2 separate regions of the Mus musculus genome follow, and region 2 is linked to region 1. Evidence: chromatin loops called from intact Hi-C (ENCODE). Cell type or tissue: heart. All regions are shown on one strand. Each heading gives the region's core, and the rest is flanking DNA. Links, peaks and the distances in the headings are about the cores only.

Region 1 (7,651 bases), core at 1,371-6,370:
CTGGGTACCATACAGAAGAGACAGGAAGGCCCCCATGCCAGGTGGCCTACCCTGTGGTAGGCAGTCTCATAGCCATCAGGATTCATGGAGGGCAATAGATGGATTCGTGTCTCAGTGAGCAGCCGAGTCACTCTCGGGTCCCCTCGCAGGAACTCATGGCATAAGAACTGCATCAAAAGCAGAAGCAACTCCCGCCCCAGGGCCTCATTCCCATGCATTCCAGCCACGTAGCGGACCTCGGGCTCGCCTGAAAACACACGGAAGCTTAGAGTCAGCTCGCACCAGCGTCTGCCCTGTGCCCACCTCTTCCCATGCCACCAAACAGTACCCAGCTCATGCTCCCCAGGATGGTCTGACATTTCCATCACATACAGCTTCAAACCCTGGTGGCTCTTCCCGATGCTGTAGATGCGCGTGATGTTGGGGCACTGCTCATTCACCTGTTTCATCAGCTGGGAAGCAGAGAGGAGCACGAGGCGGTTACACACAGACCATGTGTAACCATGGAAAGACTTACAGATCCACACAGATGGGAGCAATATAGTATGATCCAGAAAAAGGCACAGGAGTTGGGGGTGGGGGTGGGGGCAGAAAAGGTGTCATGACAAGGTAACTGGAACAGAACTTAAGAGATTGAGAGAAGTAGAAGAAAGGGGACACAAAGACAGGGGACTCATGGGTAGTCATAGACAGTTTGCCCTGGTAGGAAGGAGATAGGCAGACCTCCTTCCAGGGTCAGAGAAGTCATATCTGACCTTTCTCATAGCTTTATAATTGTGATGCCGGAAGTCCAAAGAGTTCGAAGATCCCAGTGTGTGGGCCTCAGGGAACAGGTCATTAGGATCTGGTGGCAAGTGAGTTCCAGATAAAAGGTCAGTACCTAGTGAAGAATGTCCCTCGAACCAGGCCCTGCCCATACAGCCTTTGCCCAGCTGCCCACCTGAGACTGGGCAGGCCAGGATCTCTGCCCGGAGGCAAGGTGCACCTCCCTGAAACCAGGTCTGAGGCAGCAGGCGAATGAATCGAGCCACCTGAGGCTCTGGCAGAAGGTTCAACACTGGGGTCTCTGCGTCTGAATTGGCAGGAAATACCTGGAGATATGGAATGCCTTGTTGAAGCTGCTCAGACCCGATGCTGGCTCAAGATCGGGGGAAAGGAATTAAGGCTCTCATACTCACAAGCCAGCCCTCCCTGGTAGATACAACTGGAGACATGCACTGTGTTAAACATGGACCCCCATTTCCACAGCTCCTGCCAGCGGGCAACCTTGGGCAGCTGTGTTTTCTGGCATAGTCTCCGCTCGTTAAAACAATATACCCATTCTGGAGTATTGTACCAAGGAGGCCCATGAGATGGAAAACCAGAGCCATGAACAGGCAAGAAGCAAATAACCCCGAGGCTCACAGTCAGAAGGGATGTCCCAGAAAGAAGATGCAGCACCTACGCCATGGTGGAATTAATGGGGCTATCCCAAAGGAGCTAGTGCTTGGTAAGTAACTTCCCTGTGAACGCACAAAGCCCTGGATTTGAACCTCAGCACTGCAAAAACTCCAGCTTTCTCCTGGAGTCTATGTGTGTATTTGCTTATTTGCAGAGGATTCTCCTCAGCCCAGCACCCTAATGAACTGGTTCCAACCACTTCGGGGTCACTCACTATGTCCATTCCAGTACTGTTCCTACTCTTCCACCAGGTCTGGCTGTCATTGCTGAACTGGACCTTGAATGATGTGACCCAGTCATACCTGGCCGCAGAGATAGAGAAACATTAGTGACCCTGAAGAGCCACTAAAGTGGTGGCACTTCCAAGTCTGATCACTAACAACTTCCAGGCTAAGCGTGAGCCTCACCTCCACACAGAGTTTCTGCCCTGTGTAACAATTCCTGCGAAGCGGACGGGATTCTTTGCATCCACCTGAAGCCAAGGTTCAGTGTCTTGTTGCTCAGCGCACCAAGCGCCATCATACAGGTCACCGTCCTCCAGACCTGACTGTGGACACAAGGTCACGGTGATCAAGCCCAGGTAGGCCACAAAGACGAGCAAGGGGGGGGGGGGGGAGACAAGGAGATGGTCCTAAGGCTGTGCTTCCTACGCCTCCCTCAGACCTGGCTGAGCAAGGGCCACTGACCTGGATATTGAGCCGTCCTCGGTGTGCTCCAAGACCAAAGGACTGGCTGCTGGAGGCCTCCAGCTGGCTATCTGAAACCCTCAAGGACTCCAAGCCTAGAGGGGGACATCCTGGGGTAAGGATAGAACAGTGAGACAGGATTAGATAGAGGGTAACCAGAGAGGCTCGAGAACGGAGCCTAAGCTTGTTCATAGGCTAGGCGGGGCCCCTGGGTAAGCAATACCTGGTTCTTGTTTCTCAGGGAGAGTGAGGGTCTTTGCTGGGTGAGTGGGCACCACAGGCCTAGCAGTCCCCAAGGGACCAGGGTGCCTTAGCTTCTTTCGCTTCTTGACAACGATCTTTTTTTTCTTGATGACTCGAAGCCGGACATGCCGTTCTGAGGTCTCTAGGGTACCAGGGGACAATGTACCAAAGAAGAGAAGAATGTCATGAAACCCAGACGGAAAGGTCTGCTAGCCCAAGAAGGCATTTGGGCATATGTGACACCTACAACAATTACTGACATCCTAGCACAGCACACAAGACCTGTTTCCTAACTCCACCTGCCTCTTTTAGTCATTTCTTCAGTTTTTCCTTCTTAACACAACATCTTTGGCTCACGTCCCCTCTGACTCCCTGATTCAGGGGAGAGCAACACTGAGCCATTAGAGACTGGTCACTCTGAAGGTCTGAAGTTAGTTTTTAACCTCCAGGCCTTGCTCTGGTCCGTCCTCTTCGGTAATACTACCTCCTGTCTCTAATCTTGCATCTACTCTCATCAACCTCCAAGCCTTCCTTATCTTCAGACTAAGCCTCGGGTCTTTTCCTGAATGAAGTCCGTGCTTGGCCTACCTGCTGGCCTCAGAGCTCCTAACTAAGGAAGAAGTTGGGAAGCCAGACAGTCTGCCTGCGCCCATCACGAGGCAGTGATCTTTCCTCCAGGCAGCCTCACTCCCTGTCTTTTCCCCTCCAGTCCATGGCCTTACACACCATCCTGCATAGGCTTGTCCCCTTTTAGTCTGGTGTCTCTTCACCTTTCCAGATTCTGGCCTCAAATTTCATTTGTGAAGAAGGCAGGCTGGAGTTGGGGCAGCCAGCATCCCGCTGGGCCTGCCCTAAGACTGCTGACTAGGTCTGGCCAGGATGGGGCTGCTGACTCAGCAGCCATTGCACTGGGCTGTGCTTGTCCCCGTTCACAGGGCGAGCTGGAGGACCCAGCTGGGGGAGTGGGTCTGACCTGCCCAGCAGCCGACCATGGGACCCAGAGCTCACCATTTGCCTTTGTGGACGGCTGTGCAACGCTGCTGTGTGGAGCCAGGGTTGAGCCCGGCGCCAGGCCCGGCACTGAGGCGCTGGGAGCCCCCAGCCCCAGACCGACGGAAGGCGCAAAGGCGGTCACTGCGAGCAAGAGACCCCACATAGCGGGAAGGGTCGACGAGCGCGCTGTGCCGAGGTTCTTGGTGGGTTCTCTTCTTCCTGCGGGCGTCTGCGGAGCCCCCCGCCCCTTCCTGCTCGCCCGCCCTCCACCGCCCCACGCCCCTCTGCAGCCTCCGGCCCGCCCACAGCCACTCTCTGGAATCCGACACCCTAGGAGGGGGAGGGCTGCGGAGAGCCGCGACATCCCCCGGGGGCGGCTGACTCTGGTGAACCGCGAGGACCCCCGGGGGGGGGGGAGGGCGGCGGGCTGGGGTCCAGAGACCCAATGTCGCAGCCTCACCGGTGTCCGGCCCTACACAGGCTGCAAAGTCACCGCACATTCTGTTCGACTGCGCGCGCCTATCCCATCTGCAGGCACCTATGCAAGGCGCTCTGCACGTGGTCTGAATCTTAGTCAAACTTCAGTTTGCAGGCTGATAAACTGAAGCTTGCATTGGGCCTTGTTGACGTGGCCAAGGTAACAAAAGCTGGGGGCTTTGGAAACTACAACTTGAGAGGAAAATCCATCCAGAACTTAGGGTGCCTTGCTGGGGTGGGTAGGGCAACGGGGAAAGACCGCAGGAGAGCAGTGGGGGTGGAAGGCTAGGGTTGCGTTGTGGGGGTGAGGGGTCCTCCATTAAACCCAAAAACAAACTGTGGGTGCAAAGAGAGGCGGCGCTTCCTCTCCGACCCGCCTCCTCTCTTTTTCCCTCCCGGGGCTGCCACGTTTTGGGGTTACATAACTCGAGGAAGGCAGCCAGAGCTGATAACCAGAGGGCTGGCGTCAAGAACCGTGAGACCAAGTCTAGTCTTAATGGGATTCCCGCACTTCTCGATCCACCTCCTTCCCCTCCTCCTCCCATCCTCCTCCAGGAGTTCTCTGACCTGTTTTCCCCAGGACCCCTCTAGATTCTCCCCACACCGGAGTCACCTGCCCCAAAGAAAGGCCTGTGCCACTGGTGCTTGCTCTGCCTTCGCTGTAGTCCCCCAAGAAGTGTCTATGTAAATGAGCTGAATAACCTCAAGTCAAGCCTGCACCTTTCAGAACCACCTTTCTGGTTCTGCAGCAGAACCAGAGCCTGGTGGAAATGCGTGGGGCCAGGTGTGGGGCTCCTGAACTGAGGCCACCTCCTATAGGGACCACTGCAAAGGAGTAAGCCCTGTCATCTAGCCCAACTATGGCACTCCAGGAGGGTCAGAGAACTCTGAGAAGGGAGTGATCACGGAGGACCCATACATGTCCAAGTCCCGTTTTGGTGCTCCCACCTAAGAAGCAGTGCTAGGCTCAGCTCACCAGATAGGCATAGAGAAGTTTAAGGAAGACACCATGTTCTACTGTCCTTTCTGATGCTGTGACAAAATACTCGGACAAAAGGCAACTTGGGGAAGGTAAGGATTTATTTCTAATTACAGGTTCATTCAGGGAAGTTGAGGCAGAACTCAGGCAGGAACGAACTTGAAAAACAGAAACCAGAGGAAACCCTGCTGGCTAGCTAGCAGGCTCCTGCTTAGATTTTTTATATAGGACAGAACCACTGTCAGGGGAATGGCGCTGCCCACAGTGGGCTAGGCCCTCCCTCATATACTGATTAGCAATCAGGATGATCCTACATAGGCTGATCTCATCTCTGTGGTTCCTCAGTTAGGTTTTCCTCTCTGATGTGTTGACAATAAAGGCTAACAGAATATGTTTTAAAGCACAGACTTTCTGAATACAGGGCCAGTGCACACAGGCAAGACCGTAGACTGCTTCCTTGACTTGCAGGCCACTCTCTGAGCCAAGTCTCAGCTCTAAGGAGGAGAGAAGACAAAAATACCAACAGGACAACAGGACATCTCAGACTCTGCCCCTACTCCCTCCTTCCAGACTCTCCCTCAGAGCTTCTATATGTCCCTCTTAGTCCCTGAGCCCCTTGGCATCTTCTCACACCCATGTCTTGCTAGGCTACTGTCTCTGGCCCCGGCCACTTGATACACAAAGGCAGGAAGTCAAAAGACTATTGACTCTAGGGACATGACAGCAACTTTATATCCAATCACCCACAGAGCCTGGTCTCTATCTCTAAGAGCCACATGGAGGACCTTTGGATATCACAGGGCAAGTATATGTCTCAGGGAACAACCTCCTAGGCTCCTAGTAGGGTGGGGCACCTGTCCAAAGGAGTTCTTAGACGAGGGACAGGCTGGGATCAGGAAGAGCTCAAAGATGACATGAGCAGAACAGCAAGCCTCACTCTCAAAAGGAAACGTTAAAGAATACAATGAATAAATAAAATTCTGATTCCATTTTGCCCTTTTGGTTCTAGGTGTGAGATCTTTTTCTATGCAGGAAGCACCAATAATTCTAATTTCACATACACTATGAACTGGTAGAACTCTATGGGTTTTGTAAAGCCCCGTGCCTTAGGCTTTTATTGATGTAAAGAGACACTATGACCACGGCAAGTTTTATAAAGGAAAACATTCCATCAGGATTAACAGCTCAGAGGTTTATTCCATTGTCATCAGGCAGGAAGCATAGCGGGGCACAGGCAGAAATGGTGTTGGAGACTTGAAAATTCTATATCTGGGTCTTCAGACATCAGGAAGAGACTGCTACACTGGTCATGGCTTGGGCATCTGAGACCTCAAAACCAGACTCCTAGTGACACACCTCCTTCAACAAAGAACCTATTCCAATAAGGCCACACCTCCTAGTAATACCACTCCCTATGGCCTATGGCAACCCTTTTCTTTCAAACCTCCCCACCCCACCCCATGCTGATCTCTATGTTCCAGGAATGACCTTGGATTGTGAGCCTCCTGACTCTGCCTAAGGAGTGCTGGAATTACAGGTGTGCACGAACCACCACCTTCAGTTCATTAAAAGTGTGATTTAGGCTCCCTGGTCTTCCCTGTTCAGCCATATTGGGCACCTGGGCACTAGGGCTGCTTAACTCTGGTAAAATGGATATTGTTGCCTCAGTGACCTCAACTACATGGTCTATGTTCCAGTAAATTCCACTCATGGCAAGTTCCTTGGAATAGTCAAGGCTGAGAACAGGAAATTTGTCATCAGTGGGAAGACAGTCACCATCTTCCAGGAGCAGGATCCTGCCAACACCAAATGAGGTGATGCTGGTGCCAAGTATATTGTGGAGTCAATTGGTGTCTTCACCATGATGGAGGCCAGGGTCCACTTGAAGGGTAGGGGCAAAAGTCATCATCTCTGCCCCTTCAACTGTTGCCCCCATGTTTGTGATGGGAGTGAATCATAAGAAGTTCCACACTCACTCAAGATTGTCAGCAACGCTGCTTCCTGCACCACCAGCTGTTAACCCCCACCCACCCAGCCAAGGTCATCCATGACAACTGCAGTGTCATAGCACATGGCATCACACCATCCAAAATAATCACGGACAACCCCTTTGGAAAGGGTGGTGGGATGGTTGTGGGGCTGCCCAGAACATCATCCCCGCATCCACTGGCACTGTCAAGGTTGTGGAAAAGGGCATGGTACATTGGCATATAGGCAGGCAAAACACCCATACATAGAAAATAAATTGAAATTGTTTTTAAAAGGCAATAAAGCAGGCATCTGAGGCCCTGCAGGGTATTCGGGGCTCTAGGAGGGGGAACAGGCTGTTTCCCGTGGCTTTAAGTCTTTCACTCTTGATGCTGGGGCTGGCATTGTTCTCAATAACAACTTTGTCAAGCTCATTTCCTGCTTTGAATTCAGCTATGACTGCAGGGTGGTGGAGCTTATGGTTCTCATGGCCTCCGAGGAGTACGAAGCCCTGGACCACCCACCAGAAAGAACAAGAAAGGAAGAGAGAGGCCCTTGACTGCTGGAGAGTCCCTCTCTGAACTCAGCCCCCAACACTCTTTTTAAGAAAAAAAAATTTTTTTTATTCTTTAATTACAGTCCAATCTTTACTCCTGGTCTGTCCTCTGACTGTTCATCCCATACCTCCTCCCCCGCAACACCCCCTCACACACCATCTCCAAGTGGATGTCCCCATCCCCAACCCCCAATCCCCACCCCACCAAACCTCCCCACTCCCTGGGGCCTCAAGGTTATGTGCATCGTTTCTCACTGAGGCCAGACTAGGCAGTCCTCTGCTGTATATGAGTCAGGGGCCTCATATCAG
Region 2 (7,651 bases), core at 1,650-6,649, 83 kb before region 1:
GAGTAATGTCAGGGCAGTGCCGTGTCCTGGAGCTTAGATCAGAGAATGCCCCAAGTAGGCAACTGCAGCACATACTGCTTGCTCATCACCGGATCATTAGATTTTGCGGTGTCAAAGATATCGAAGACCTCATCAGGAGTTTTTCAGTAGAGTCGAGGTGCATTGCCAAGCCCTTGCACAGCTCTGGGGACTGACCTAACCGGGCAGCAAGGGAGTAAAGGGAGACACACAGAAAAGCTCAGTTTGATAGAGGAGACTCGATGTGCTCATCATAGACAATTCAGCAGCGGGGTGGGGTTACTGCACACAGCTGAGCAAGGAGCTGAAGTTATACAGAAGAAGCAGCAGGGTTGTTAGATCTAGCTGAGCAGGGAAGCAGGCTTAGCTAACCTCAGGAGGAGCAATCTCTGAAGGGAGCAGTCTTCAGTGAACAGTGGGTAGTGGAGTGGTGGTGGCGGCTCTGCACACACTGTCAGCATTCGAACTCAGACCCAAGGAAGGCTTTCCATCCCTGTGGTCCTTACCTGGGAAAAGCTTTGGCACTCGTGTGTGGCTGAGCTACTGGGGTCCTGATGCTTTGGTGTCCATGTCAGCAGTACACATCCAGCCAGGGCGCCACTCACTCCATACAGCATAAAGAGAATGGGGTCGGAGAGTTCAGAAGTACATGCAGAGCAACCCTGAAGGGGTCAGAGAAGCAGGGTGGAGCAGTGTAGGTAAGGACAAGAGAAAGTGTGTGATATGCTGAGAGACCTCAGTACGCAAGGAAGAGAAGGGGGGTTTCTAGGGTAATGTCCTGCAGTTAGGCAAAGGCGTGGACTATAGTGCACAGGTTGGTGTGTTGGTTTTATCTGGGGACTCAGACCACTGGTCCAGGGAAGCAGTGGGGAAGACAGAGGACATGAAGTGAGTTAGTGCGGGAGCTTGCTGACATTCTCTGCCAATTGCTTTCTGGGTTTATTTTATGACTACTTTGTTTTCTCTGGGAAGAAGGAAGGATGAAGCTGAGGATGAAGATGGAGAGGGAGACACTGGGGGTGTGTGTGAAATGGTTGTCTAGGTGTGGACGCAGAACAGGCAAGTGACTGTGTGAGCCCAGGAAAGGGCTTGCCAGCTGAGCACGATGAAAGCTGAGGTGGTAAGAAAGCTAAAGGTGTGTGCAAGATGGCATTACAGAGACGAGTTGACTGAGGAGGGGCTTTGGGAGAGAAAAGGTAGGTTCTGATGGGACCGAAGAGATGAATGACGAGGCAGGAGGAGTTAAGCTGGAAGGTAGAGGGTTAGAGGGGGACTGGAGGGTGGAGTACCTATAGGTGGGAGTATTTTATGGTTGAACTTATTAGTAACATGTAGCCAGAGAAGTGGGAGTGGGGGCTGGGGGGGGGGCGAGCAATGTCAACAGAGGAAGAAAATGCTGGAGAAATGGGGGAGGAAGAGTATCAGAAGGAGAAACTGCATTGCCATTAAAGCCATCACGGGTGGTGTAGAGGAGCAGCATCCGGGTTGTAGACAGCTAAGGAGCGAAAGCTCCAAGGACCGCAGCCAGCGTAAGGCTGACAGGTGACTGCTGCAAGCAATGGCTACCCTACTTCCCCTGTCTCTGTCAGGGGCCGAGTAGTCCCCGCCCAGCAGCTTCCGTTTCTTGTCCTCTGCTAAGCATACCCTCGTGTTTCTCCTAACAGTCTGTTCGCGTTTTGTGCTAGTTTTTCTCCAAGAGTTGGCGTTTCCTAGTGATATATCTGGAGGAAGTTGGTCAGTCCTTTCTTATGTTTGTCCTATTGGCTCTATTTGGCTGTTGTCTCTGAACTGTGCTTGTGGTAAGCTTTGTCCAGTCTTTTTGTTACATTTTGAAAGGCTTTTGTACAAACATTATTTTATTTCTTCCTGGAGATGCTAAGGATGAACCCACGGCCTCCTGAATACTGCTGAGGTACTCCACTGCTGAGCCACACCCTCATCCCTAAGATTATTTATAGTGTTTATCCTATGGGATTGGAGAGATGTCTCAGTGGTTAAGAGCACTCAGAGGCCTGGGTTCAGTTCCCAGCACCCACATGATGGTTTACTACCATCAATAACTCCAGTTTCAGGGGAATCCAACACCGTCTTTTGACACCAGACACACACATGGTATACATACATACATGCAGGCAAATACTCCACATAAAGCAATATTTTTAAAAGAAAAAATATTATATTCTATATGATGCATACAATAGAAAAATAAAATAAAAATCACTAAACATAATAATCGTCTATACCCGTGAATGTACTGATAGACAAGTGGAACATTAAAAAGCAACACCACTGAGTGACGGGCATTGTGGTGCATGCCTGTGATCTCAGCGCTCAGGAGACAGAGGCAGAGGAATGACCCATAGAGCTAGGGCTACATAGAGGCTCTGCTTCAAAACAGCAACAACAGAAGACGCCCTGGGGCTGAGTGTAGTAGAACATACCCACTAGCCCAGTAGTTGGGAAACTTCCACAGGACAGTTAGAGACCACGACTAGGAGGTTCCATTAAACAAAAATAAACAAAACTAAAAAACTCACTTCAGTACACCTGGTTCTTTCCTGTTTCCTCTAGTCCTCTAGTGAAGACAAGCGTGACTTCATTCATTTTCAATGAAGTTATCACAGATTGTGTAATCGCTAAACAAAATGTTGTGTAGTGAGAGTTGTGTTCATTGTTGTTGTTTGTTTGTATTGCTGTTGTTTTGAGACGAGGTCTTACTGTGTAGCTCTGGCTGGCCTGAAACTAGATATGTAGACTAGGCTGGCTTTGAACTCATAAAGATCTGCCTGCCTCTGCCTCCCAAATGCTGGGATTTAAGGCATGTGCTACCATGCCTGGCTTCCATTTTTCTTTTTCAATTATTTGGGTTATTTTCTTGTTTATTTATTTATTATTTTTGAGACACTGAGTAGCCCAGGCTGCTGTTGAACTTGTAATCCTCTTACCTCCTCCCTAGTACAGTGCTGGGACAGTAGGTGTTTGCCACACACAGTCCCCACTTGATTTTAGTGACCTCTTAGTGTTTTAATCATTATAGATTGATGATGATGACGACGATGGTGATGATGTAGCAAGAGTATATAGGGCAATTCCCTCACTTTCCCTAATCATTTTTCAAGAGAATATTGGACATTTAAGCCTTTTGTGTTTTCATGCAAATTTTAGAATCTGCTTGAATAAATCCTTACACCAATACACACACACACTACTTAGTGTGTAATATCTTTTGAGTAATATTACAATGAATACAGTCTATTTGCCCATTTTACAGCCATTTTTAATGCCTTTCGGTAAGGTTGTATAACTTTTTTTTTTTGTTTGTTTTTTGTTTTTTGTTTTTTTCAAGACAGGTTTTCTCTGTGTATACCTGGCTGTCCTGGAACTCACTCTGTAGACCAGGTTGGCCTCGAACTCAGAAATCCATCTGCTTCTGCCTCCCAAGTGCTAGGATTAAAGGCATGCTTCATCACTGCCCAGCTAGGTTGTATAACTTTTAAGTCACATATAGTTACTAATTTTACTCATTTATTCAATAGTTGTGGAACAGCACTGTGTACCAGACCCTGGGTAGATAGTGTATGTACCAGATTCTGACACCAACCAGGTAGACAAGGAACTCAAGATAAGGTACCTAAAGAAAACTGTGGCTACTGTGTCTCTGCCAATCAGAATGCCTTTGTGGCTAAACATCCTTGAAAATGCAGGTTAGTTCTTCAAGCTATGTCAGAAATTCAGGTACGAGAGGGCATTCTCCCATACATGTGCATTCACAGAGGGTCTGTGTTTTCAAAAACCTGACATCATTATAACTTGCATTGTGTCTTTTTAAAAAGTCTGTGGGTGTTTTGCCTTGGTGTATGTATGTGCACAAAGTGCATGCTTGGTGCCAGAGGGGGTCAGAAGAGGGCATTGGATCCTCTGGAACTGGGGTCACAGTTGCTTGTGAGCTACTATGTAGTGCTTGGAACCAAACCTGGGTCTTCTATAAAAGCAACACGAGCTCTTCACCTCTGAGCCATCTCTCCAGCCCTGCACTGAGCTTTTGACACCCCCATGCATCTAGAGGGATTTTCTAAAGGAGCATGGGAACAAACACTCTAAAAGGGAGATCTGGTCTACCTTGATTTGGGAGGAAAAGGGCGACTTTATCAATCTGCCGCCTAGCCTCATAAATACTCACAAAAACCCTTTTAAAAGGAACCTCGTGGGCTGCTCCCTGACTGGAGGCCGTCCACTACAGTCTCTTTGTGGAGTGTTTATTTTGCTTACTTTGTTAAATAAACTTCTGCTTCAATTGTCTATGTCTCTTGGCTGAATTCTTTCCTTCAAGAAGACAAAACCAAGAGACCCCTAGAAGAGTTTCAAGCTTTATATATACAAGAATAAATAAAGCAGATAAGAATACTTGTCCTCGTGGAAGGAGAAAGCACAGGGAGTTAGGTAATTATACGTTTTCATGAAAATGTTGGCTATTTTGGCCTGTTGTGTTCTCATGTAAATTTTAGACCCTACTTATATAAAGTTGAAGTCTTTTTGGAGGAAATAGAGAAATGGGAACAAATAAAAACAATTATGATGGAGACATGCAATTTTAAATGGAGTGGTCACAGGAGACTGAACTGGGAAGGTGGTGTTTGAGGAAGGACTTGAAGATATAAAGGAATGAGCCACTCAGACATACATACCTTCTCACAACCATTTTATATATAGTTCATATCCATTGTAAATTATACCTTTAATTTTTCTTTATTATTGAGAAATCCATATACATGTGCAACAAAATAAGATCATATCTACCCTGATTTCTCCATCCCAACTTGTCACACCCACCCAGAATCCCCCTCAACACTCCCCGAATCCCCCTCAATACTCCCCAACTTCATGTCTGTTTTTAAACAGCTCACTGACATGGATAGGGGTGTGGATCACACACTGGGACATGGGAATCACACCAGAAGCACATCATCAAAAAAGAGTGATTCTCCTCCTCCCAGCTATGGTCAACTTCAAGTAGCTTCTCTGAAAGGAGTGGAGCCTGGAGATCATTTACTCTATCCGTGTTAGGATTTTGGGTGGCTTGATCTTGTGCGGGTAGCCTTAGCTGCCATGAGTTCATGATCGCAGTGGCTGTATCCCACTCAAAAGACAGCATTAACCCCTTTCTCCGGCTCTTGCATTCTTTCTGCCTTCTGCAGAACATCCAGTCTCTTATTCTTACCGCTCTGACCAGTTGTGCTGCACTGACTGGTGTCCACCGCGAAAAGGGAGCTCCTGTCCAAGGCCGAGAACAGATCAGGTCTATGGAGATAAACATAAATATGTGGAAGTCATTTTGGAAAGTGTGACCACCACTTAGCAAAACAGCAACAAGTTCTGACCTAGGGTCCATGAGCCACCCAGCCATGGACTTTTACAATTTTTGTTTTGAAATTTTATGTGCATAAATGTTTTGCCTATATGATGTGTGTGTTTGATGTGTGTGGAGGTCAGAAGAGGACATCAGCTCTCTTGGAACTGGAGTTACAAATGATTGTGAGCCACCATGTGGGTGCCAGGAACCAAAGCTGGGTCCTTTGGAAAAGCAACCAATGCTCTTAACTGATGAGCCACCTCTCTAGTGCCACCCCTGAACTCTTGACCAAGAATGACATTTCCACCATGCCTACATATCATTTGCTGATAATCAACCAGTTTTCACATGTGATCTTTTTGCTTTTCTGTACATATGTTGGTTTATTCAAACGGCCATTTTAACTATCCAAGCCTTTTACATGTGACTTTTTTTTTTTTTGCACTGTGTAGGGCTACAATCATAGCCTTGAGTACCATAAGCATTGTAAGCTGGGTGTGGTGGAGCATATCTTTAATCTCAACACTGGGGAAGCAGGGGCTGGCAGAATTCTATAAGCTTGAGGTCAGCCTGGTCTATGTAACAGTTCCAAGCCATCTTGTCAAAAAACAAGCAACCAAGCACTATAAAGAGTGTTATTTGATTATTTACATGTTATTTTTATTGTTTTGTTTTTTATTTCCAAAACAGGGGTCTCTGTGTAGCCCTAGCTGTCCTTGAACTCACTTTGTAGACCAGGCTGTTCTTGAATTCACAGAGATGCAGATGTCTCTGCCTCCTGGGTGCTGGGATTAAAGGTGTGTGCCACCACTGCCTGGCTGCTTTGTTGTTCTTTTTTTAGACCAGGCCTTCCTATATAACCCAGGCTAGCCTCAAACTTGTGATCTTCCAGCCTCAGCTTCCCAAGTCTTGGGAATATAAGAGTAAATGGCAGTTCATGGTTTATAATGGGCATTCTTGTTTTGTTTTGAAATAGTGTCTCACTGTGTAGCCTTGGCTACATGGCATGTAGACATATTTATTTATCTGATTGGTTGGTTCTTCTTTTTTCCCAGGACTCACTCCCATTCCTCTTTTTACATTTTGTTTTGAAACAGGGTCTCACTAAATTTCTCATGCTGGCCTTGGTCTCATCCTGTATCTCAGGCAGACCTTGAATTTGTGATCCTCCTGCCTCCACCTTCCAAGTACTTGGGATTGAAGGCCTGTACCACTAGGTCGTTTTGTTGTTGATTTGAAGGTCTCGCTGCTATAGTACAGTGGCACACATCTGCAATTCTGGCAATTGAGAGGACGATCAGCAGTTCAGGTTTAGCTTTGGCTATGCTACAAGTTCAAGGTTACCCTGTACCACATAAGACCCTTTCTCAAAATAACAACAAAGAATGTTAACTCCAGCTATCTATCTGGAGTTACCATGTTTCGTTCAGTTAAGAAAGGTGGTTTTCCATTTTAATCATGGAGGGATGTTCAGTTTAAAGTGTTGCTTTCTCTGGGTGTGTTGAGTTCATCATGTAGCTTTACCCTTCAATCTGCTTATCTGTTAATCTGCTGAATTACACTAACAGTTTTTTTTTTAATTGTGTGCACACATATGGAAGTTAGAGGTCAAGGTTGATGTCTTTCTCCATCTCTTCCACCTTACCTTTTGAGACAGTCTCTCACCAAGTCTCTGATGTGCACAGATTGGCCGGCCAGTGAGTCCAGGGATCTGCCTGTCTCCTTCCCCCACCAGGGTTACAGATGTCCGTGATCTATGACTCTTGTAGATGATGCTGAGGATCAAATTCAGGTCTCATGCTTGTGCTCCATGGACTTTACCAACTGAGCATCTCCCCAGCTCCATCAATGCAGTTTAAGACCGAGTGACTCATGGTGTGGGGGCCTATGAGGATTTGCTGTCTTCCTCTGCTACACTACTTGTTCTGCCAATCATGTGTTCAACATGCTTGCCTTTATGTTCATCTGTGTTTGATAAATTTCTTCTCTTTTTTTAAAATTAGATATCTTTTTAATTTACATTTCAAATGTTATTTCCTTTCCTGGTTTTCCCTCCGAAAACCCCTAGCCCCTTTCCCCTCCCCCTGCTCACCAATCCACCCACTCCTACTTCCTGGCCCTGGCATTCCCCTACACTGGGGCATCGAGCCTTCACAGAACCAAGGGCCTCTAATCCCATTGATTCCCGACTAGGCCATCCTCTGCTACATATGCAGCTGGAGCAATGGGTCTCTCCATGTGTACTCTGTGGTTGATGGTTTAGTCCCTAGGAGCTCTGGGGTA

Evidence for each region. A loop is a pair of places that touch in the nucleus more often than their neighbours do. Peaks named below come from ENCODE experiments on the same cell type or tissue, not always from the same donor. Only the 100,000 strongest peaks of a DNase experiment are listed, where the experiment ranks them.
Region 2: a loop joins it to region 1, with 1.9 times the contacts of the local background. A loop is called at or near these places in 2 of 42 quality-filtered maps.

Annotation. Positions count from the first base shown.
Region 1 is chr2:130,393,982-130,401,632 of GRCm38, forward strand. It overlaps Cpxm1 (carboxypeptidase X 1 (M14 family)), which reads right to left and starts at 3,648. Exons shown (of 14, transcript NM_019696.2): 1 at 3,378-3,648; 2 at 2,350-2,511; 3 at 2,127-2,236; 4 at 1,848-1,987; 5 at 1,655-1,742; 6 at 941-1,091; 7 at 756-844; 8 at 329-452; 9 at 51-247. The coding sequence starts at 3,525. In heart, for the core only: no CTCF peak of the experiment used is centred there; DNase peaks (open chromatin) are centred at 3,570, 3,770 and 4,250; H3K4me3 peaks cover 1,833 bases; H3K27ac peaks cover 1,752 bases.
Region 2 is chr2:130,310,538-130,318,188 of GRCm38, forward strand. All of the region lies in intron 6 of Ebf4 (early B cell factor 4), which reads left to right. Among named protein-coding and RNA genes, the nearest start is that of Ebf4, 18 kb to the left of the region's middle. In heart, for the core only: no CTCF peak of the experiment used is centred there; no DNase peak of the experiment used is centred there.